Linked DNA regions of Mus musculus: region 1 is linked to region 2. A link is a loop called in an ENCODE intact Hi-C map of the cell type or tissue named here. Cell type or tissue: gastrocnemius. All regions are shown on one strand. Links, peaks and the distances in the headings refer to the core of each region. The heading gives the core; the rest is flanking DNA. Region 1 has its middle 17 kb from the start of Mir7680. Region 2 has its middle 12 kb from the start of Vps8.

The links. A loop is a pair of places that touch in the nucleus more often than their neighbours do. Peaks named below come from ENCODE experiments on the same cell type or tissue, not always from the same donor. Only the 100,000 strongest peaks of a DNase experiment are listed, where the experiment ranks them.
Region 1: a loop joins it to region 2, with 2.2 times the contacts of the local background. A loop is called at or near these places in 2 of 42 quality-filtered maps.

Annotation. Positions count from the first base shown.
Region 1 is chr16:21,232,786-21,245,225 of GRCm38, forward strand. No RefSeq gene overlaps it. Among named protein-coding and RNA genes, the nearest start is that of Mir7680, 17 kb to the right of the region's middle. In gastrocnemius, for the core only: no CTCF peak of the experiment used is centred there; DNase peaks (open chromatin) are centred at 5,217, 6,164, 6,692 and 7,751.
Region 2 is chr16:21,405,173-21,417,612 of GRCm38, forward strand. No RefSeq gene overlaps it. Among named protein-coding and RNA genes, the nearest start is that of Vps8, 12 kb to the right of the region's middle. In gastrocnemius, for the core only: a CTCF peak has its summit at 7,663 (motif pointing left); a DNase peak (open chromatin) is centred at 7,656.

The DNA.
Region 1 (12,440 bases), core at 2,736-10,735, 170 kb before region 2:
CTACTCCTTACAGGAGCTTTTTGTCCTGCTGCTAACAGTGTGCTGGCTATAATTCTGGGTGTTGGCATTTAGAGATTTGTTTACTCTTCCAAACAACTTTGGGGGGTAGGGGAGTTAGGCACTCTTACCATCTCTGCTCCACAGATAGGAAAGCTCAGCTAATCACAGTTAGACAATCTGTTTGAGGGTCATAAAGTCAATGAGGGGCAAGAGCCAAGATTTGATCCAGAGTTAATCTTTTCACCCCCATAACACTCTGCTCTCCAATAAAATCTTAGAGTGAGAGCTATAACTACATCCATGCTGAGTCCTGGGCCAAGAACGTCATTGGTTCTTGAACTTAATACAGACAATTTAGGAGAGCAGTAAGTTGAATTTAAGGGTATGGTATCTGGATGGATAAGTGGCTACAGTACGCATATATTATATTGAGGAGCAAATAGCTAAATGGATAGGTGAATGGATGGTTAAGTTAGAAAATAAGAGGAAAGATGGACAAAGGAATAGAATGGGAGAGTGTATGGAGGAATAAAGAATGGTTGGGTGGATGAGTGATAGGAACACAGAAAAAGTGCTATGTGGTGGGTGGATAGATGAATGTCAGGGAGAATGGGTATAGACAGATGGTATACGGATGAGCGAATTCACAGACAGGTGTAGAGGATGTTGTGTAGCTGCTTCCTCTAACTTGAAGCACTTTCCCCTGGAAGGAAGAAGGATGCTCATAAGATTCAGGAAGTAAATGAAACCTATAAAGCTCAGTTAACTGCTGAAAGATTCACAAGGCCTCCCTGAGGCTACCTAAGCAGTAACAGTCTCAGGAGAGCTGCCCTACCACCTCTGGTAGAGCTGCTTACAAGTGGCACAGCTTTCCAAGAGTGCAACTTTCAAGAGTTGTCACTTGGAGCCAGACATAGTGGCACACTCATTTCATCACAACATCCCAGAAGTAGAAACAGGACAGGTCTCTGGGAACTCAAGACCAGCTGGTCTACAAAGGTAAGTTTCAGGTCAGATAGGACTACACAAGGAGATCTTGTCTTAAAAAAAAAAAAGTCTTTACCAGGTACTGGAGGAATGGAGAGATGCCTTGCCCTTAAGGACACTTGCCATTATAACATTAGGAGGCTCACAACTGCCTGTGACTCCAGCTCGAGAATCTGACACCCTCTTCTGACCACTGTGGGTCACCTCAGTCATGCAGGAACACGAGTACATGCACATGCATGGGCATGTGCACACATACACACAATCAAAAATAGAGTCTCAAGAGTCTTCACCTATGCTGGAATGGGCTTATCAATGATGCCGCGCTCCTATAAGTAACCACAATGAACTCACCAGCTCACACTAAGCCAGACTGGAGTGAAATCATTTCATCGGTGCCCTATCTGGGGTGAATGAATAGACATTTGTTCATAGCTCTCCAGCTTACACAATAATGGGTAAAGGAATAGACCAACGATTGACTGGAGAGATGAGGGAGTAGGAAAGTGGCTATCTAAGCATGAATGAGATGGTAGATAAACAGATGAACAGGAGTCAGATGAATGAGTTAATCGATGGAAGAATGGATAGAGAGTAGGAGAGGATGGATGGTGGGGTGGCAGGTGGCTGGAGAGATGGATAAGAAAAGCCTCAAATTATCATCCCTCTTCTTTTCCAGTCCTTCATCTCCCACTGCCACTAGAAACCGGGGGCAGCCGAGTTTGCTCTTTACTTCTTCCCTGTACAGACATCCTAGAAAGGTCTCCAGCCAGCCCCATTCCTTTCTTGCTCTTCTGTCTTGATGCTTATGGGAAGTACTTAGGAACAACCAGCCCAGCGTTCCCTCTGTTCCCCGTTGCCTCTTAATTGTCTTAAGTCTAGATCTCCATGACCCAGAGAGATGTCAGGGCTGAAGTTGGTACTTAAGTGGGGAGTCTTACCCAACACCCCTGGAGGTGGTATGGACACAGTGACTGGGGAAAGGAGGATATCTCAGTGGACTGGCAGGAAGGTCAGGTCACTCTCTTAGGGAGGTAGTTTGGGAAGTAGCACGGAGGCAGAGTTAGAATGTAGTTAGAAGTAGAGGCGCTGCCTAGCCCCACCCTGCAGTCAGAGAGACCCAGCTGCAGAACTTCACTTCTGTCCCACCACCTGGGACACGAGCAATCTTTGGGGATTTGCTCTTAGCCTTCCTGACTCTCTTTACCTCCACAGCAGCAACCAGTCGCTTCATCTGACAGAAGAGAGTGACAAGACAATGCAGAGAAACTCTGAAGGCTTCCAAGAAAGAATAAGCATATAGATTTCCTGGGGAGGGGGGTGAGAATAATCCTAGGAGCCCATGCTCTGGGTCTGTTTAGAGAGAAGTGAGGGCTGAAACATATGGCACCGGCAGGGCATTGCAGGGGCCCAGCCTGACCACTGGGCACCGGCTCACCTTTGCGGAGGCCCAGCGTGAGAAACACATTCTGCCTCCAACCCTGAAGGCTCAGGTCCCTGGAGCTTTTCCAAGGTTTGAGCAGGATTGCAGATTGGCAGGAGCAAGCCTTGGAGCCCCTCCCCCAGCCTGGTCCTGCCTACTCGTACCTCCCACACCTGTTGCCAAAGGGCAGGGCACCCAACTCCCAGAACAAAAAAGGGCTGCTTGTGGTGGAGGATGAATCACGGAGAGCCTGGACCTCACTGAGGCACAGCTGGCTAATGGACACCGTCCTTCTGCTGGCTTCGCCTTTCTTGTTCATTTTCTCTCCACCATGTTGGCCTGTTTCACATGGGATAGTGGCCTGGAAGTTGTCACAGATATCCGCAATATTAAAGAGCTGAACTCAATCTAAAAAAATATCATTTTCATTTTTGTTTTGTTTTGTTTTGTTTTTGAAGACAGGGTTTCTCTGTGTAGCCCTGGCTGTCCTGGAACTCACTCTGTAGACCAGGCTGGCCTCGAACTCAGAAATCCACCTGCCTCTGCCTCCCAAGTGCTGGGATTAAAGGCGTGCGCCACCAAACCCGGCCCATTTTCATTTTATTTTCCTCAGAAGATAGTTTCTCTTCTGTCCTTAAGAGTCCAGTGGTGAGATGGCTCAGTGGTTAAGAGCACTGGCTGCTCTTCCAGAGGTTCAGAGTTCAATTCCCAGCACCCACATGGCAGCTCACAACTGTCTATAACTCTAGATCAAGGTATCTGACACCCTAACACAAGCACACATGCAGGCAAAATACCAAATGCACATAAAATAAAATTGAAAGAAACAAAAATAATCCAGCATTTTGACCTGGTGATGGAGGCAGAGGAAGGCAGATCTCTGAGTTTGACCAGCCTGGTCTACACAGTCAGCAAGGGTTACAGAGAGAAGCCTTGTCTGGGTGCAGGGGGTGGCAGGGGCACGGAATTTAGGTCTTTGAATAGGTTTCAGTGGAGGTCATAAGGCAGAATCGTCAGACCTAAATCTGGGTGTGGTGTTGGGTACTTTTGGGTTTCATAATACAGATGATTCCTGACCACCTTGCTGTGGGTGGCAGAGGTCACTGTGCACTAACTCAGCGCCATGTAGAGCTTAAAAAACATGTAATGTAGAAGATACTTGCTTCAGAAATATCCCTGACAGCAACAGCCTCAACTGTGATTCAAGTGACAAACTTTTTGATGGCTTTGTCCTTGGATGTGCATTAGGCAATCTGTACATTGAACAAGCTGCATATGACCGTAACCCCTTTTGGCATAATTTATTTTGTATTTGTTATTATTTTTTTATTTTACATTTTTTGAAACTGTCTTAGTCACTGTTCTATTGCTGTGAAGAGACACCATGACCACAACAACTCTTATAAAAGAAAGCATTTAATTGGTGGCTTGCTTACAGTTTCAGAGGGTCAGTCCATTATCAAGGCAGGGAGCATGGCAGTAAGCATGACATTGGAACAGTAGCTGAGAGTTCTACATCCTAATCTACAACAGGGAGAGACTGGGCCTGGCACGGGCTTTGGAAACCTCAAATCCCACCCCCAGTGACATGCTTCCTCCAACAAGGCCACACCTCCTAATCCTTCTCAAATAGTACCACTCCCAGACGACTAAGCACGACACTATATCAGCCTTTGGGGGTTCTTCTCATTCTAACCACCACAGAATCCAAGAGTCCAAAGAGGTACTTTCAAACCCTAAGATAGGTCTTGGGCAGTGATGGCACACACTTTTAATGCCAGCACTCAGGAGGCAGAGGCAAGCGAATCTCTGAGCTGGAGGCCATGCTGGTCTACAGAGTGAGTTTCAGGATACACAGAGAAACCTTGTTTCAAAAACCAAATCTAAAACAAACAAACAAAAAAGCTTTGGAGACACTTTTTGTTAAAATGTACAAACTGGCCTGGAATCTGTAATCCTCCTGCCTCAACCTCTGAAGTAGGTAGAATCCCAGGCATGCACCACCATGCCCAATTTCACACCAGACCTCTGTTTGTGTGTGCATATACTCACCCATGCAGGCATATGTGGAAGCAGAGGCTGGTATCAGAATGGCTTTCTCAATCACTTTACCTTATCTTCTGGAGCTTGCTGCTTAGGTTAGACTGACTGCGTTATGAGCCCTAGGGCTGACCAATCTCTGACACCCAGCTGGGGTTACAGATGCTTAGTGCTATGTCAAAACTCTGGGCCTCATGCTTCTGAGCCAACTCCAGCCCCATGTATTAGATGTCTTGTGTATATTCATTCCCATAGCAAATCCACAAGTGTGATCCTACTGCCTTCTGCTCACAGACAAGGACAGTGAGATTCAAGGCAGTAACTTTTCCAATGTCACATATCTGGTAAGAGTTAGACCCTGCTGGTGTATGCCTTTAATCCCAGGACACAGGAGACAGAGGCAGGCAAATTTCTGTGAGTTCGAGGCCAGCCTGGTCTACACAGTGAGTTCCAGAACAACCAGAGCTACACAGAGGAACCCTGTCTAAAAGAAACAAACAACAACAACAACAACAACAACAACAACAAATTAGAGCCAGGATTTGCACTCATGATTCTGATCCTGATTAGAGTAAGTGACTTAGGCTCTGAAGGTCTGAAGGAAAAGGTTAAAGACTGTCTCAGCATGGGAGGATTGGGGCACAATTATGTTCGATGCAGCACCAGGGCCTCGCCACACACTGATCTGCGCCAGGAGCCCCAGTGCTGCATGAGTGGAATGAAGAAGCTGAAACAATGCCAGCAGTGCCAGCCCTGGCCTGGCCCCCACCTGAGAGCTCAGGAAATGACACACCTGAGCTGTGATGTAGGTCTTTGGACCAGGCATCTCTCCCAGGGGAAGGGTTTGAGGATGGCTGCTCTCAGCTTTTGGGGGGAGTGGGGATGGGGTGGGTAACAGCAGACTTCCAGGCTGCTCTCCTCAAGCTTACCCCCACAGTGCAGTGTGGTAGCACACAGGTCTATGGAGCCTAGGGTCTGGGCTGTAGGCTTACTGTGTGCTCCAAGACTATCTGCTAAATATCTCTGGGCTTCCTACTTGCCTATAAGCCAGAAATTGTTTTCCTGCCTGTCTTATGGATGAAAGGAGTGAGGAAAGATATCTCTTACCCCTGGGGTCTGACACTGGGTCAGGACACAGTCTCTGGGAAGAGGTGGGAACGTGTACTCTGCATGGTGTCTCTGTGAGAAGAGTCAGGAAGCGTGAAACAGCACCCAGGGGGGCGTCTGTAATTTATTTTCACAAGTATAGCTGTTCCTGTAGACAGCTTTCTGTGGATGTTCCTGTGTCTGAAATCCAGCCTTCTCAGCTCCTAGAGGCAGGGAGTGTGTCAAGGCAGGACAGGTAATAGATAGGGATGGGCAGTGGCCTCCACTGTGGACACAGCTGTACAAGGCTCTAGGTTCACCTGCTCCTGGTCCAAGGGGGTGGCCAGCTGAGCTCCAGCTCGAACATGCTCAGTGGGGAGAGCCAGAGATGACAGTGACCAGCCATTAGGGTCTGTGTTTGGGACTGCAGAGGGAGAGCAGCATGGAAGTCCAAAGTGTCACTCCGAGGAGATTTGCTCTGGGTTACCCCTCTCCTACACCAACCTTGGCTTGGCAGGAAGGAGGCTGGGGGAGGGGTGGGCAGAACTTCACAGAGGGGGAGGCAGGAATTCTGTTGGAAATCATTCAAATGAGGCTATGAAACCAAAACCCTGTCTCAGAACAAATTGGCCAGATTTGGCCTGGAGCCGGGGTGCAAACACAGTGGAGGAGGTTGGGCCCTGGCTGAGGCCGGGAGGGGTTGAACAGAAAGAAGCCCAGTGTGTGGCCCCGGGAGCTTGGGCTTTGGCTGAGATGAGTAAAAGGAACAGTCATCGCTGTTTCCTGCCTGTGAGCTGCCTGTCAGGGCAGAGGAGGGGGAAGGCAGGGTACCCCAGCCACCTCTCTCGCCTGGTCTGGAAGGAGGACCTGGTCTACCACTGATGCCCTCCGTGACTCTCCACATCTCTTTGCTTGCCTCTATTTCTGCAGTCTGCTCCCAGAAGATCCCCCATCCTACCAAGTATTCAAGCCTTTAAGTTCACCTTTGAGGCCCAGACTCGAAAAGGGTGAATCTGTCAGGGGCTAGGTGGGAAGAATCCCCGATCTGTGGCCTTAGAGATGCCAAAAGGGGGGTGGTTCTCATTCTTGTGCCACAAGGAAGGCTTTGGTGCCACTCACCAGGGCACAGTTGCCAGAGCCTGGCACTCCTGTCTGCAGAATGCCTGGAGATAAGCACAGAGAAGAAATGGGGGAGGGGTGGTAATAGGTCGCCACTAGGGCCAGGCAAGATCCTGTGTGAAGGAAAACCAAACCTCTAGACTTCATCAAAGGAACTTCTGTGTGAGGGAGGGCACCTTGGAGAGATCATTTGGGTTCATGCTGCCTAGAGAGGGATGAGAGAGGTGGTTAGGAACAGTCTGAGAGGCCAGTGACAGGATCCAGGACAGTAGGTTCGTCCTCTGGCACTAGCTTCCTGGCCAGCCATCACACTGTGTCTGACTCTTCTGAGGGAAAACGGGGTTCTTTGCCATGCCAGTCCTGGCTCTCGTCTCTTAGATCAAGGACGAAGACACAACCTCAGAACCAGGTGAAGCAGGACTCTAGCCCAAGCCAGTATGTGCTGTCCTGACTAATGTCCCTATCCTGCTGTCACCCTGGGGGTCTGCTGGCCTTCTGCCCTGCAAACACTACTCCTCATTCAAGGTGCTGCTTGTGTTCCATGACAATCCCTCCTGCTTTCTGACTCAGCCTGTGACCCCTCCTCAACTCTTTCTGGCCACTAACTACCAGAGAACGGTCTCCCCCTGACTGCCTCCATAACAGGCGTCCCGGAGGCTCCCACCTCAGCAGTGTCTCTCCCAAACCCTTTCTGCTTTCCTCTCCTTGTGAAATTCAATGGCTTCCCTGACCTTCCCCCTCAGAGTATGGGTCTCAGTCTTGTTTATTCCTGTCCTGTCCTACCTCAAAGAGTTCCCAGGGTTCCCTCTGCTCTTTCTAAGTTCTCTATGGAGTTCCCAACCAAGCTCCCAACAGCAACTTCTCAAGGAATGAGAAGGGACCCTCTTGACTCCTGATGGATAGAATCTTATTTCTAGCTCTTCTTCTGGGATTGGGCTGGGCTTGGACCTCTCCTCTCAACCCCTTCCTTTTAACTGAGGAGGGCCACAGGGGTGGTGAGAGAGTTAGAGAGAAATAGGAGGGGTAGGAGAGGTGGGGGAACCAGTCCCGTGTTGTTCTTGGCTTGGAGCCCCCAGCCCCAGGGAAATCCTGACTCTGTGGAAAACTGAGCAGGCAGTCAGGCAAGGGAGGGGTTGGGGGGAAGAAGAGGAGGAGAGGGAGGAGGATCAGGGCTCAGTGTGAGGTGGGGACTCCTTTCATAAATCAATCCCACCAGCCTCTCAGGCCTGACAAAAACCAGAGACCCAGGATCCCTTGGGGGTCAGGGCTGGGGAAGGGGCACAGACCCTGGATGGGCTGTAGAGGAGGAAGGGCTCGCTGAGGACAGCACCCGGCTGCAGCACCCCACCCCCAACACCATCAACAGGTGTGTGTGGTGGCAGGGGTCTCTGAAAACAACATCATGACTGCCAGCAGAACTGGGGTGGCTGTGACAGATTGACAGGGGAGCGCCCCCCACCCCCACCCCCACTTGCCACTCACAACATTTTTATGGCCCAATTCAGGCCTGGCTCAACTGCTAAGGCATTGACATTAGGTTATTTCACCTTTGCAGGCCTCCATCTCCTCAGTAAGGAGCTGCTGTGGGCCTGTGAGGGGGGAATGACTATTGCCAGAGGCAGAATCCCACTTTTCCATCCTGATGGCTTCTCTAGCTTTCTCAATCCTTGCTAGAAAAAAAAAGGATCATTGTCTAGAGCTAATGGGTCAAAGGTTAGGAGTCTGGACTCCACCACTTGGTAAATGTGGCCTTGTGAGATTCCAGAGCCCTTTAGATTCACAGTTTATATCTGAAAGGTGAATGTCAAAATGTGGCTTTGGCAGGGCTGTCTGCCAGTGGCTAATGTATGTGAAGTCCTGGCAGCACACATTCCCAGTGTAAGGTCTCTCAGAGTCTATCTCTCAGGCATCTGCAGGGCTCACAGCCTTCTCAAAGTAGCTTCTCTCCTTTAATTCTTTTTTTTAATTAATTAATTTATTATCTGTAAGTACACTGTAGCTGTCTTCAGACACTCCAGAAGAGGGAGTCAGATCTCGTTACGGATGGTTGTGAGCCACCATGTGGTTGCTGGGATTTGAACTCCTGACCTTCCGAAGAACAGTCGGGTGCTCTTTCCCACTGAGCCATCTCACCAGGCCCCTCTCCTTTAATTCTTAATCATTCATGAGAATCAAGGGGCTACAGCTTCCAGTTCAGCATTGTGGCAAACCATTCCAGCCCATCCCACAGCACTCCCACCTCTCTTAAGTGATCCTTGAGTCTCTTGTCCCCACTCATCACACAAAGGCCAGCACCTCCACTTGGCCACCGCCTCAGTGGGACAGAGTAACTCTGGGAAGGTATTGCATAATCAATAAACACGTACTTGGATATAAACTGTCCTAAGCAGCCACTGACCGTGCCTCCAGTGAAGGTCCAGCCTCAGCCATTTACTGGGCCCTCATCCTAGGGAATTCACTATGTAGACCAGGTTGTCCTCAGATTCAAAGAGATCAGCCTGCCTCTGCTTCTTGAGTGCTGGGATGAAAGCTCTGTACCACACCTGGCATAAGATTCCTTTCAAGTTCTTCCTTCACCCTGTCCCATCTGGAGTCCTGTGGTGACTGAAAGTCAATACCACCTTGCAATGGCTTCCTGTCCCTGTTAGGGACACTCGGTGTCAACCATATACTGAAATCACCCATCAGAATAGGGATTCACATTTGAAGTTAATGCTGTTCTGAGAGAAACACAGCCATGCATTTGGTCCATAGATAATGTTTCCTTGCAACTATGTCGTGCTCTGACTTTCCAGGAAAATGTGACCAACCCATCTCTATGACCAATCTATGATTCTCCTCCCTTGGCAGGTATCCCTTCTTCTCCCGCTGTCAGGACTCTTTCCTCATAGGAAATCCTTGGAGTGTAGTTAGTGGTTGGTTAGTAGGTGGGCAGACACTGTCCCCTGGCTACTGTAGGCCCTTACCATTGAGTTCAGACAAACCTACTGGGCCAAGCCAGTTTAGCCAGAAAAAGCCAGCAGGAGGCTGGTCTAACTAACCTCCTTAAAACACTTGGAATCTATTGTTTATTCTTTTCCCCAATGACTGCTGACTTCCAGGACCTTATGCCTGCTGCAGTCCCACGAGTCCATGTCCCAGGGTGTAGGGGCAACAGAATCAAATTCACGGGCCTCCAGATTGCTGGCTGACCCTCATATAGGACAGAATTCTGTGACCTGAAGGCACGGGCTGCTAGTGTTTGTGGGCATGTGAGAAGACCAGAGGAAGGGGTGGCTGACGAGTGAGAAAATGATCCTTGCCCAGGTCAGTCTTATCTAGAAGCCAGCCTCTGAGAACTAAGGCAATGCTGGCCCTTTGGGCCTCAGGCCTCTTGCTTGCTAGGTCTCGCATTTACTTGGGTTGATCAAGGTCTGTGACTCCTCTAGCCACCTCAGCTGTGAATGGCTTAGAAAGCAGTTCTCAAACAGCAAGGTCCTTCTGCAACTTCCACAACAGGTGGGCTTGCAATCTCTGCTTGATCGCTCCCAAGGATGGGCACCCATCGCCTGCCTGTCAAGGCAGCTGAGAGGTTCAAAGTGGAGGGTATCCAGCAAGCATTTCTTTCTGACCCCTCTGTGGAAGCGCAGAGGGGTCAGAGAGCACAGCTGTGGCTAGACATCCATGCGGGAGGGAGGTGGGCAGGGCTGCCGGCTTCGGGTGAGGCACAGGCTTCTGGAAAAGAGGCTACAGGCAGGGAGACAAAGGACAGGGTTTGAATCACCACTTGGCCGTAACTCTCTGTACAGCCTTAGGAGGTTTCGCCTCTCTTCACCTCAGTTTTCACAGCTACAAATGTGGTAGGATGGGCTTCAGGCTGGTAGGATGCTCCCCCTGGTGAAAGCCACTCTTCTGTAAGTCTGAATGTCTGGCACTGGTCTGCAGGGGCTGGGCTGGCTAGAGAGAATGAGCCCTGTGTGGGGCGGGACAAGGTCCCTTTTATTTCTCCAGGCTTTGGCAGGAGCCTACAACCACCCCCTCTCCCACCAAGGTCAAGCGGACACTGACCTGGGGGGTATAGCTGCCTTGAACAGTTGGGGGTCAGGAGCTGGTGTCTCAAGCTACAACAGCGCTGTGTGCTTTGTGTTCCTCACAGCAATCCCAAGTCTTTCTTCCTTCCTTGATGAGGCCCCACTGGCCCTGGTAGCAAACAGGTCTGCCACCTACAAACCCAATGGCCTTGAGCAGGTCATTTGCCCTCCTGATCTGGGGTTTAGTGACTCTGATGGCCACCCTGCATGGCTCCAGGGAACAAACAGCTTGCATGCTTCAGGAAGACCTCCTGTGCTGTTCAACATCAGAGAGAGAGAGGCCTTTGAGGCAGAGGTGCCAAGGAACTGAGATGAGTCTGGACCTGCCCCTGATGTCACAGTCTTTCTGCCTGTCTGTCTTCCTGTCTGTCTATTGGGGCATTGGAGGCCCTTGGGTCCAAGGCTCTAAAATGTGGACAATTTAAGGCAGCCAAAGCAAACCTTCCACTTGCTCTGTTTGTGCCAAGAGCTGAATCTCTCCTGGCTTGATGGGTTCCAGGTGTGCTCTGTGCTCTGCCTCAGTGGATCTGGTTGTGGCAATACTATCTGTGATGCTGCCCCATGGGCTGGGAAGACTCAATGAGGCCAGACCTCTCTAGCCTGGCCTCCAGCCTTTGCAAACTGTAAAGCTGGATCAGGCCCTACCCAGAATGGTGGGAGAGATGATAGCCATCTGCTCAGAGGGTCCATGGTTCAAAGCCAGGAGGTGCTGTCCACATATCCAGCAGCACACAGGGGAGGGCCCCAGATTCCTCCTGCCTTGACCTCAGGAGGTGGGAGCTATCCAGACAATTTTCACAGATCCATAAAACTGACTTAGTGGGAGGTCAACTGTGGGAGTGGCTCCAAGGAACCAGGTGGGAGCCCAGAGGGCACCAATGAGGTTTCTTTTATTGCCATTATATATTAATTATCGTGTGACAGCCATTGCTTACTAACTGCTATGTGGGCTTGCGTGTGTGATCATGATGGCACCTGAGGGGTTGCCTCAACCCTTCTCTTTTTGAAATTATTATCATTATTAATTTTAGCCTCTGTGTTCTCAGTAGTCATCCCATAACACAGTGTTATTGCTACAGCTTCTTAAAGCGCCTACTGGCTACAAGTGTAACACCAGGGTGTAATTACAAACATATTATATTTATATTTGGCTAATTCTGCCTTCTTCCAGACTGTAAGCTCCTGAAAAGGCAGTTGGCTGCGTGCTAGTTTCTTGCTTCAAGTTATAAGTACCGGAACAAGTCTGGTGACTGCAGTTATGGATGAACCATCGAACCCCAGTCAGGAAGGAGGCACCAAAAGGTGAGACAGGACTACTCTGTCCTGTCCCTGGGGGCTGGGAAAGGGGACAGTGGGAGAAAGAGGCTTTCGGAGTTGGTGTGGAGCTGAGCTGGGAGGCCACAGCGTTGACAGAGAGATACCATCCTTGGTGAAGCAGGTGCAGGTCTGGGACAGAGCAGCTGGACAAGGCCTCTGGCCCCACCCAGAGGGGAGCTGCACCTCTGGCCCCAGGAAATCCAAGGGAGTCTGAGGATCCAGCTCTATCTTGCATCATAAGACCCTCAAAGTCCAGAAGAGCCACCAGCTCTCTCTCTCTCTCTCTCTCTCTCTCTCTCTCTCTCTCTCTCTCTCTCTCACACACACACACACACACACACACACACACACTCAAAAGGGCATTCTGCAAAGACGTCAGTGTTTAGGCCATTTGGGGA
Region 2 (12,440 bases), core at 2,751-10,750:
GGAGAGAAGGTAGAGGGAGGAAGAGGGTAGGAGGGAAAGACAGATGGAGCAAGGAGAAGGTGGTAGAGGTGCTGCTGAGTCTGGTAAGTACAGATGCCTTAGGGCAGTAGCCCAGCATGCACTGCGAGTGATGGCTGATGGCGGCTGGGTTTAGGTCAGCATGCAGGGAATGCTTTCCCTTCTTCCTGCACACAGCACCACACCAACCTAGAATGGAGGCTGCATGATCAGCCTGGTTACAGCCTCTCCCCTCTCCACCCCTCTCTCCCTCCCTTTCCTGCCCCACTGCCCCCCCCCCCTCCCTTCCCCTCAGCTATTCCCAGCCTGCAATTCATCACAGCTCTGTGTTCATGCCCTTTGTGACCACATCTTTCTCCAGCAATACCTTTGCATTTTGATGTTAAAACAATATTTTTGCCCACTACATGGCAGTGCTTGGAGCCTTTGCAGAGGCCGTTTATGTCTGCTGTTCCATTTGATCCTAACCAGGCCGCTGTCAGGTAGGCCGAGAAGGTATTATTAGCAGGAGTGATGGTCAAAATATTTAACAGCCCTTCTATTGTAGGCTCAACCAACTGGAATAGATACAGACCCTAGAGAGGCCCTAGAAGCCTCCTTCCCTCCATTAGTGCAGGAAGGGCTGGTGGGGGCAGGGCTGGTGGGGGGCAGGGCTGGTGGGGGCGGGGCTGGTGGGGAGGGAGCAGGGACACCAGGGCAGCTGAGGATGGGAGCTTTGGTGTCAGATGTAAGAATCAGGGGATGGTTGTTTATTGAGTGGTCTGGATGCACTTCTGTTTCTAAAGCACGCTCTTGACTGCACCAAGTAGACCAGTAATCAGTTCCGTTGGGCTGATGTAGAGACTGAGGTTAGGAGAGATTAAAAACCTGCCCAGAATGAGGGATGAAAAGAGGTCTGGAAGTCAGGATGGAGACTCCTTAAGCAGGGCAGGGGCTGTGTCCATGGCTCTGCCCCTGGGCACTGTGACCCCTCTGGGCACTGTGACCCCTCTTCACACTCTGTCACTACGTTTCTTATCTACTCACTATGTCCAAGCAAAGCTCCCTCCTCAGGATCTCCTGCTTTGGTTTCCTCATGTGTCTCCGCCCCTAGGCTTCTCACACTGTCTTCTGTTCCCTAACTGGGAATGGATTCCAGACACTCCGAAGCCTTTGACCTTCCCCAGATGTCTGGCCTGCTGCCTCTCTGTGCTGTGCCCCAAAGCAATCTCACCTCCTCCCAAACCCCCTTACTCACTCGTTCACTCGCTCACTCATTAAAGGTCTTACTGAAGAGCTACCATCCACAAGTTCCTAGACAGTCGAGGGCCTGATACAAAGTTCAGCTTTTGGAAGTCAGGCCTGTCCTTCTGCCACGTAGGTCCTGGGGCTGCACCCAGGTTGTCCGGCTTGATGGTAAGCACCTTTACCTCCTGAGAGAGCTTTCTATGGGCCTAATAGCTATCTCATTTGTGTGTGTGTGTGTGTGTGTGTGTGTGTGTGTGTGTGTGTGTGTCTGTGTGTTATAAAACATCCATCCATCCATCCATCCATCCATCCATCCATCCATGCATCCATCCATCCATCTTCTGGTATTTACCCCTGAGTGCATTATTGGCTTGTGTTATAGACATGTCTTGTCACGCTGCTGCTGCCTAAATTCTCCACCTGAGTATTCGTCATACACTTCATGCAGTGTTAGTCTTCACTTCCAATGGCAAGGTGTTCACCTCTGTAAGTGAAAGTTTTGGGGTCTGCCTTCGTACACACAGGAGGAGCTAGATGAAGACCTGAACATTAATGTCACCGATGCTACCTCACTTGCACCCTGCACTCTCAAGAGCTCGCCCATAACCCCTGCAAGTCTGTCTTCACCGAAATGTGTGTTCCGTCCGTCTCTCATTGCTCCTGCCCCTGTAGATTAAGCTCTACAGCTACAGCCATTACTTTAACCACACACACACTTTTTGTTTGTGTTTTAATCACCTACGCTTCCTTTCCTCTAAGACCTTTGAAATTTTCTAACTGTCCCCTGCACTTCCAGGATAAATTAATTGAGCACATCCTTGTCTCAGGGTCTGCTCCTGGGGAAGATCAAAACACAGGAAGCCTAAGTTTTGCATACCCACTTACATACCACAGCACACTCTTCCTACATCCTTGGAGCACTGCTTTAGTTAAGGCAATATTCAGAATTTGCATTATTATGACTTTGTTATGTTTGTATATGCTGAGCCCAGGGAGTGGCACTATTAGAAGATGTGGCCTTGGAGTGGTGTGTCACTGTGGGGGTGGGCTTTAAGACCCTCATCCTACCTGCCTGGAAGCCAGTATTCTGCTAGCAGCCTTCTGCACTTGATCTTAGCCAAAAGGCCGAGAAGTGATGCTAGCAGCCTTCTGATGAAGATGTAGCACTCTCAGCTCCTCTTGCACCATGCCTGCCTGGATGCTGCCATATTCCCGCCTTGATGATAATGGACCGAACCTCTGAACCTGTAAGCCAGTCCCCATTAAATGTTGTCTTTTATAAGAGTTGCCTTGGTCATGGTGTCTGTTCACAGCAGGAAAAACTCTAACTAAGACAGACTATGTTTCTATTCTTCTTAGTTAAAGAACGTGGTGAAGTATGATTACATTTCTATTTTATTTATTTTCCAAGACTGGGTGTTGTTCTGTTGTCCGGATTGGTCTCAAACTCCTGGAATTATTGAATTCTCTGCCTCCTTCTAAGTAGATGGGATGATAAGTGTGCACTACCCTAAGTACCCACACTTCTTCATAAAGAGCGTCTCCCTGGAGATGCCTGGATTATAGTAGCAAAATAAGTCCTATTGTCTATGCCACCTATGTCCAGAGGAACAGCACCCGAACTGCAGCCCGAGTCTTCCTACTCCAGCAGGACCTGCTGCTCTCCTGGCTGGTCACACAGCTGTCATCCTGAGGATCCCTCATTCTAGAGAGCTCTTTTGTCTATGTATTAATAGCTTTTCCTTTTTTTGTTGGTCTTATGTCTTCATTTGGTCCATTGTAGCTTTATACGGATGGGTATATCGGACAAATTTTTTGAAGCCTGGTATAACCAAAACCATTGTTCTTGTTTATGGGCAGTGCAGAGAATCTGACAACTAGAGGATCCCAAATACAAAATAACGTCTTTCAGAACATAGAAGAAATTGCTTTACTCTCTCTTAGCTCTCAGCATTCCTTTTACGTTTATTTTGCACACATGCATGCTTGTTGGGGGCAGGGGACTGGCTATTTTCTCCTACTACATGGGTCCTGTTTTGTTTTACTCTTTTGGGAGGGAGGGGGTTGCTTTTCATGACAGGGTTTCTCTGTGTAGCCCTGGCTCTCCTGGAACTCACTGTGTAGACCAGGCTGGCCTTGAACTCATGATCTGCCTGCCTCTGCCTCCTTCAAGCATGCGCCACCATGGTCAGCTTGTTTTACTTTACACGGCAATTTATTTTAATGATGCTTACTACTTATATACATGTTATTTTACTATTTTATAATTTACATTTTCACATTTAAAGAGCTCTATTATTTCATTCCAAAGACTTATATGTTACAAATTCTGTATTTTACAATGTTATTGAAGTATATTTTGGATTTCTAAAATTAACTCATTTCAATGTAATGATTTTGAGTAAGTTTGCTGTTATTCAATAATCTCCATAAACTAGGTTTTAGGACATTCTCACCACCAGGTAGATTCCATATGCCCACTCCAGCACTCGTCTAACGTATTCTGAGCCTGAATCCTTTGTAGGTGGCCCAGTTTTTCTCCCTAGATGGTCCTACGTATCTGCTCCTTTGTCTGAGGTTTGAAATATTACAATAAACTAAGTTAATGTGTTTCTTTCTTTTATTGTCCTAGAAAAAATAAATTCTTTTTTTTTGCAAGACTCCCTCCAGCCTTCCCACCTCTTCCTCCTGGAATCCTGTTATGGTGGCATTAATTAGCCCTCTGGAATAATAGTTAAACTCTTTTCCCCTGTAAGAGCTCTTGGCGTGTGTGTTTTGATGGCTTTACTTCTAGGAGACCTCTTCTTTTGTTTTCTTCCAAACACATACATGGTCACACTTTAGCTGTCCTGAGAGCCTTTCTTATTCTCTTACGATCTTTCTTTCTTTCTTTCTTTCTTTCTTTCTTTCTTTCTTTCTTTCTTTCTTTCTTCATTCCTTCCTTCCTTCCTTTCTTCTTTCTTTCTTTTTTGCCTCTATTATTTTTTTTCCATGGGTACAGTGGCTCTCTAGTTTTCAAGGGTTTTAATTATGCTGTTTAATTTTTGTGCTTTTCTGAACTGTTTCTGCTTCCTTTCTCTCCTCCTCCCTTCTCTTCCTCTCCTTCCTCTCCTTCTCTTCCTCCCTCCTTCCCTCCCTCCTTGCCTCCTTCCCTCTCTCCCTTTCCCTCCTTCCCTCCCACTCTTTCTTTCTCCTCCTTGGTCTTTGTTTTTAGACTTTTCTCAGTGTTCATTTAAATACTTTTTAATGAAGCTAAAGTGCTCAGTAAAAGCTGTGTGTGTGTGTGTGTGTGTGTAGATGAGTGAGTGATGTATGTGTAGGACTGTGTGACTGTGTGACTAGTATATGTACGTGTGTGTAAATCTGTGAGTGATGTGTGTGTGAGTGGTGTGTGTGTGTGTGTGTGTGTGTGTAGATCTGTGTGAGTGGTGTGTGTATGTGTGTAGATCTCTGTGTGTGGGGTGTAGATCTATGTGAGTGGTGTGCAGAGCTGTGTGAGAGGTAGGCCATAGCTTAGGGCTATCAGGTAGGAAGCCAGTATTTACTGGTGGGGACTCACCACCTATGGTGGTAACAATAGGTCTTTCTTCTGTTCAATCATACAGCAGGGGCTTCCCTGACCCTTCCCCTCAGGAAGGATGGACACTTTCGCCGACTGCCTGTTTTCTGTACAGTACCTTATTATATCTGTCTGCTGTCTCACTTTATAGACCTCTTGTATTTATTTTGCTGAGTGGAATGGAGAAAGCCTGAGAGGCAAGCTAGGCTGGAAGTGCAGGGCAGACATTCATTTCATAGCAAGGTTTTCAGTCCAAACATCCCATGGGCATCAGAGGTATCAGGGTGTCCATTTCCACACTTGTGGTCACTATTTTTTTGGTTTTGCTTTTCATAACAAATCAGCTCTTGTTTGAAAGCATCTTTGAACCCGCCTTCCTAGCCAGTTAATATTCATCCAACGACTATCCTTTCCCCCACATTGTTTGACACTTCTATTAGCTTCTGTTTCTTCTTATCGTCACAGTCCTGTGGGTTTGTATTTTACTACCTTGTTGTCATACAGGATCTCTTGTATATACCTTTGTCTGTCCTTGAACACTATGTAGACTAAGGCTGTCCTTGAACTCACAGAGATCCACTTGCCTCTACCTCCCAACTGTTAGGATTAAAAGTTTAAAGGTGCTGGGCGTGGTGGCTCACACCTTTAATCCCAGCACTCGGGAGGCAGAGGCAGGCGGATTTCTGAGTTCGAGGCCAGCCTGGTCTACAAAGTGAGTTCCAGGACAGCCAGGGCTACACAGAGAAACCCTGTCTCGAAAAAAACCAAAACCAACCAAACAAAAAAAAACCCAACAACAACAAAAAAAGTTTAAAGGTGTGCACCAGCATGCTTGGCTTGCAAGTCACGTTCTTCCTCCTCCTCCTCTTCTTCTCCCTTCCCCTCCTCCTATTCTTCCTTCTCCTTCTTCATCTTTTTTTCCATGGCAAAGTTTCTCTGGGTAGCTCTCGATGTCCTGGAACTCACCCTGGCCTTGAACTCAGGGATTCACTTGCCTGTGTCTCTACGTGTCCACCACTGCTGCCTGGCATGATTCACTTCTTGCCTCCACACACTTAAGCCTAGCTTACACTGCCAGTCTGGATTGCTTGCTATTCTCCAAATGAGCCCCACCCTTTCTGGTCTCAGCAATGAACTCTGATAGTTTCTGGCATGTTCTTCTCAACTCATTTCCATCCTTCAGAGCTAATTTTAAAGCATTGTATCCATCTGTTTTGCCATTTTGTACCAACAGAAAAAAATTTCTGCCTTCTCATGTGCACTGTATACTCCATCTCTCTAAAGTCACACATTAAGTGTCCATATGTCCATCGCCTCTGCCATCTTGAAGGGAAGGCACACTACCATAATGTCTTTGAATCTCGATCCCTTTCCACCAGCAGTTGAAGTTTCTGTCCACGATGAGCTTTGTATGCTATAGTGATTCCATGGTAGCCATTTTTGTCTGTGTGTTTGCCAATTTGCACATAGATGGAAGGACAGTTTCAGTGTGAAGTAATGTATGCTGTGTGTGTATTTGTAGCATAATAGGGATAGAAAAGGCCTTTTGATCACATTGGTCTCCAGCCCTCGTAATTCTGCAAAGTAGCTCATTGGCTTCCACTTTCAGATGAGGAACACAACACTCTTCTATCTTAAACAGCCTACCAGCAACCCAGAGCCAGCAAACTGCAGCAATGAACTCAAGCATTGATCTCTGGTCTAAAAGTCAGTCAGTCTGTCTGTCAGTCCATCAGTCAGTCTGCCAGTCTGTCAGTCAGTCCGTCAGTCAGTCTGCCAGTCTGTCTGTCTGTCAGTCCGTCAGTCATTCTGTCTGTCTGTCAGTCTGTTTGTGGCTTTGGTACAGCTACTTTCTGTTTTCTTTTTTTTAAATCTTGTGTCCTTGTTAGTTAATCTGAGTGCTTAGCAGATTCCCTCAAATGAGCTACTTCCCCTGCTGTGGAGGAATAGGGAAGTGTGGCTGACTTTCTCTTTCCAAACCCTGTCCCAGAAGCTGAGGTCCCCAGCTTGCTCTGTGGACCCCTGTCTGTCACTTACTGGGCATTGCCTCTCAGCTGGGTATCAGCATGGTTATGCTGTAAAAATTTCAGCTCTGAAGACAGTTCAAATCCTGCCTCTTCCACTTACTAGCTACAAGTGGGGTAAGTAGTATGTCTATGATAGTATGTAAATATTTGTATATATAACATATATATTTATATGTTATCATATACATACATACGTATGTGTATATGTATATATAATATGACCTGAGGTAATGGTGAGAATTAAATGAATAAAGTACTTAGAATAAATAAAACTGCGTAGGAGTGTGTAGTTCTTCATAAGTGCTTCATGTGTTAATGTACTACAACCACATAACTAATCTCATTTACTCTCTGTACCAATCCCATGAGGAAAAATATTTAAGCCGACTTTGCAGCCTATATTACTGATATAATTGAGGTCCTCCTTGACTGTAAAGCTTAAAACAATTATTCTATACATTAGAGAGACAGATGCTATTTGTGGATATTTCTCAGAGTCTTAAAAGTTGGTAACTCTGTGAAGAAGATGGTAGACTTAGTTGGGCTCCAGTGTCAGTCCAGAGAGAATGTGAGTTTCTTCACAGTGTATGGGTAAGAGTCGACAGCCTGGGTTTCAGGGGAGCCAGGGCTCAGCCTGCAGTGCTGTGTGGATTCCTGACGTCCCACCCCACCCTGGCTGGTGTCATTCTCCTCTTTTTTGGTTGAGGTGTGGCACCAGTCATCTCCAAGTGCCTTTCTAGGACCCCTTGTAAAGTCTCCTCGAAGAGCCATGTGTTACTTACTGAATGCCAGCACCATCTGGTGGACATGGGCCATAACCCAAGGCTCTTGCTCCCCACTGCCACCTAGTGGTCATTAAGGCCGTGACGTTTGCTTAGTGTATACATTTTTCTGAAAATCCTTAAACAGGTCACACACGCCATCCCTCTCAGCAACCCGTCTCAGTAAGCAGAGCAAACTAACATGTGGTTAGTTTTCAGAGCAGTTAGGTGAATGGCATGGAGTGACACAGCAAGCTCACTGGCTGTCACAGCCGGGCTTCAAAGCCTCTGAGGTATGAAGCTATGTTTGGAATGACCCTAAATGCTTCCTTTCTTCTTTCTTTTACAGGAGTTTGTGTGTGGTGTGTGTGTATGTGGAAGCCCAAGATTGTTGTCGGGTGTCTGAGGCAGGGTCTGAGTTTAGCTAGCCACTTTGCCCTAAAGATCTCCGGAATCTGCCCCCTGAGGGATTACACTCCCACCCAGCTTCCACATGGGTGCCAAAGATCCAAACTCAGGCAAGTGTTTTATCCATCAAGCCATTCCTAGGCCCTTGGCAGATATTTCTCCAGGGGAGGCCCTACCGTATTCAAGATGTATCTCAGAAGTCATTTCATTTACTCTGAACATACTAACGAGGTTATTTATGAAACACAGAGTGTGGCAGATGTAGGACTTGAACCCAGACTAGATTCCCTCCAACCGGTTTTCTTTTCCTTGGCGCCTGGGGAATTCCTAGCACACAGAAATTTCCTACTCTCCAGAAGGCTGTCGTTCTCCATGATCAAATCTCTCTCCCTCCCCCTCTCTCTGCATGTGTGTGTGCATATGTGTAATGTTCATGCTTATGTGGGTGCATATGCATGTGTGTGCATGTATGAAAGCCAGGACAAGCCTGCATATCATTCCTCAGAAGCAATGTCTACCTTATTTTTGAGTCAGGGTCTCTCTTGAGCCTTGAACTCACCAAATAGGATAGTGGCTAGCCAAGGACCCTGAAGCTGGAACTGTAAGCACACATCACCATGTGTGCAGCTATTTTAAAAACTGGGTTCTGGGATTGAATTTAGGTCCGTCTGCTTTAAAGACAAGCACTTTCCTGACTGAGCCATCTCCTTGACCCAAGCTTTCCCTTTTAGATGGGCTATTGGCATTTAGAATACTTGCTACATTTCCTAGCCTACCTTGAAGCTAACTGTGGGCTAGTAATCAAGCAGGCTTGGCACGTGTAATTTTAGGAAGTTTTAGAAAGGAGGAGGCAGACCTCCTTCTTTGATAACAGCATCTGAAATGGCTTCTAGAAGGCTGGCTAGAAGGCTCAGTGGGTAGGGGAGCTTGTTTGTGCACTGACAGCCTGAGTTATACCCTCCACTCCCTACCCCATGAGAAGACAGGAGACCAACTCTCTGAGATTCACAGTACGTGTGCACCTGCACCCACACAGACTCACACAAATATATACTAAATAAATAAACACAAAATAATTAAAGCAACTGCAGCGACTACTTCCTAAACATCCATCATGTTATCTCCTCCCCTTGAGTGTGCTGAGGGAGCAAATGCAGCATAAAAGAAAGGGGACGCCGGGCGTGGTGGTGCACGCCTTTAATCCCAGCACTCGGGAGGCAGAGGCAGGCGGATTTCTGAGTTCGAAGCCAGCCTGGTCTACAGAGTGAGTTCCAGGACAGCCAGGGCTATACAGAGAAACCCTGTCTCGAACTCCCCCCACCCCCCCAAAAAAAGAAAGGGGAATCACTTCCAACCGAGACCAGTTTTCGAAAGGTTTCAGCTTGTATCACTCACATTCTTGCTGGTTCCTTCTGCTTGCCTGTACAAAGCTACCATGCAGTGAGCTGCTTTATGGAGATGCTCAGACCACAAGGATCTGAGTGCACCTTTGGCACAGGGTGAGCTGAGGATCAGAGGCCCTCAGTCCAACTGACTGCAGCGAGCAGGATCTTGCTAGAAACTATCCAGTTTCTTGAAAGCAGATCCTTCCCAACTTGAGCAGCTGGGCTGATTCCTCGAATGTTGACTTAGGAGAAAGCCTGAGTCAGAGAACCCAGTTAAATTGTGCCTCAATTCCTATCCAGAGGAGCTAGGGAACTGTGGTACCCACACACGGGAACATTGCTATCATTTTGAATGTTTTTCCTCAGCTGACTAGAATTTTTCATATTTTGTGTGTGTGTGTGTCTGTAAGAAGTAACATGTCCTTTTTGCAAGCAAAGCAGTCTCCATGCAGAATGGTAAGGCAGGTCTGGTTTACCGATGATACTCACATTGTTGTTGTTCACCTTTTCCCTGGGACTTTGGTTGTTTAATTCCCAACCCTCTATTATCCTTGCCCTTGGTCAGCCCAGAGCCAAGCCCCAGGTCCCCTTTTCAGCCTTTTTCTGTCACCAAGTTCTGGCAGCAGTCCCAAGACACCAGGCTGAGTTCAAATAAGTCTGCCTTTTTCCTTGTAGGGGTGTAGGCAGGATGAGATGTGCTCATTCTGAAAATATTAGATGGGGGAGTTCTTGAAATGCTTGGGTAACCTTGGTTTCAGCTAAGTGGCCTGGGGCTGCTGCCCTACTCTGCGCTGAGTGGAAGAGGGGCAAGGGATGTGCCAGCATCAATGGGAAAATGAAAAGCCCAAAGTCAGCTTGATACCGAGAACACGGCAGTAGACTACAGACCTCCTTCCTATGACCACGGGAAGCCGTTCCTGAGCCAGCGCCTTATGCCCCGCATGCGAGCAATGTTTAGATATAAAATCTCATTCTAACTAAAATGCAGGAGATTTGGGCCTTTTGAGCTCCCATAGTTATTTCTATTATGGGTCCCTGGCTAGGTATCAGTGACTACTTCTCATTCATGTGTGTTCATGTCATCAAGTATGCTGTCTTGTACATGCAAGCACTCAATAAACTGTTGGGTATATGTTGGGGTGGTCTGTTTGTGCACTGTGTAAAGACTGTCTTTGCATTGTTCAAATGCTGATTTCTGTGCTGGCAGAGAGTAGAGTGCAAACCAGACGTTGGTATTGTTGTTTATATTGCTTTATCATATGTTGTACACATGCCCTCTCTTACGTCCTGATTGGTTTAATAAAAAGCTGATGGCCTATTGCAAAGGCAAAGAGAATAGGCGGGACTTCCAGCTGAGATGGGAACCCTGGGAAAGAGTCGGGGGAGGAGAATTCGCCTGCTGGTCACAGAGGAAGGAGGCTAGGACTGAATGAGAGGTAACTAGCAAGCCTCCTGGCAGAGTTTAGATTAGAATAAATGGGTTAATTAGATTATAAGAGCTAGTTGGGAACAAAAATAAGCAAAAGCCTTGTGCATGCATAATCAATATCTCTGTGTCTTCACTCAGAGCTGGGTCAGGCCTAGAAAGTCATACGGTTGTAGGTATGTTCTAAGGAAGATTCCTCCGTATTTTAATCCTACTTCAGGACACACTCTTAGGCCAGTGATGTTCCCCCTCCTCCTAGTAATACGGACTGCCAGTGTAGAGTTGTTCATTGGCTTCATAAAAATGTCTGGGATTCTTACCACACACCAGGTTGTCCTGAAACCCACTGTTGCCACCATCAACGAGAGTCAAGTCTCTGCTCTATCTGGTCTGTTTCCTGTTCTCCTCTGCATTGAAGCAGGGCCAGGTGGTTGATGTTGGCCAACAGACTAAGCAGAGCGAGCACATCTCATTTACCACGTACAGCTGGCGGGCTTTCTTCTCCTTTTCTTCTCCCTTGAAGAACTCTGAGGCCATGTATCCTGAGACTGGCACCAGATGGAATATTCTGAGTCCCTGGATGGAAGAGGGTAAATGTCCCCATTTTTCTGGTATTTACTTCCCAGACAGTTGCAAAGCCATTGTCCACTGCACTGAACAAAGCCCTGAGTAGTGGACAACTCAGCCATATGGTGACTTTGAAGCAAGACTATGCCAGGCAGAGAGAACATGAGAATGGTGCACGGATTAGCTTGGCTGTCTTACAATCAGTTTTACTTGTGTCGAGCCTACTTGGATGCTAATCAACTAAGAACCTGTGTACTCAGTCTTAATTTATTATTTTTTATTGAAATAGAATTTTTAAATATTTCTTTTTTTCTTAAAGATTTATTTATTTGCTTTATATATATGAGTACACCATTGTCCTCTTCAGACACACCAGAAGAGAGCATCAGATCCCTTTACAGATGGTTGTGAGCCACCATGTGTTTGCTGGGAACTGAACTCAGGACATTTGGAAGAATAGTCAGTGCTCTTAATTGCTGAGTCATCTCTCCAGCCTGAAATGGAATTAAAAAAACCCCCCAAAAAACAAAAAGCAGATTCAGGTTCACAGTGAGATGGAGAGGTGGGTTTAGAAACTGATCGTGTTTCTTGTCTCTGTCCCATATACCCAACCCTTCCTGTGTCAGCATCCCTTGCAAGGGTGGCACATTTGTTATAATAGCTGGATTTGCACTGACATCAGTATCACCCAAGTAAATAGCGTACAACAGGGCTCACTCTTGGTGTCTTATGGGTTTGACAAATGCACATTGATTGACACATAGCTGCCATCTTAGTAGCATGCAGCATAATTCCATGACCCTCTGTGCTCCAGCCAGGCTGTCGTCCCACGCTGCTTCTGATGTGCAGGCACCCCCTGCCTTCAGCGATGAAGTGAATGACTGTAGATAGCTACTGTAGTAGCTACTGTAGATAGGAGACAGTGGGTCTGGATCATGCTCTCCATCCTTCCTGTGCTGATTGCTGTCCTTAGGGTGGCCAGACCCGGCTGGTTCCCAAGGCTCATGTGGAGCTTTGCCCACCACTTGACGGAATTTCTACTTAGTCACTATTTGCTTAAAA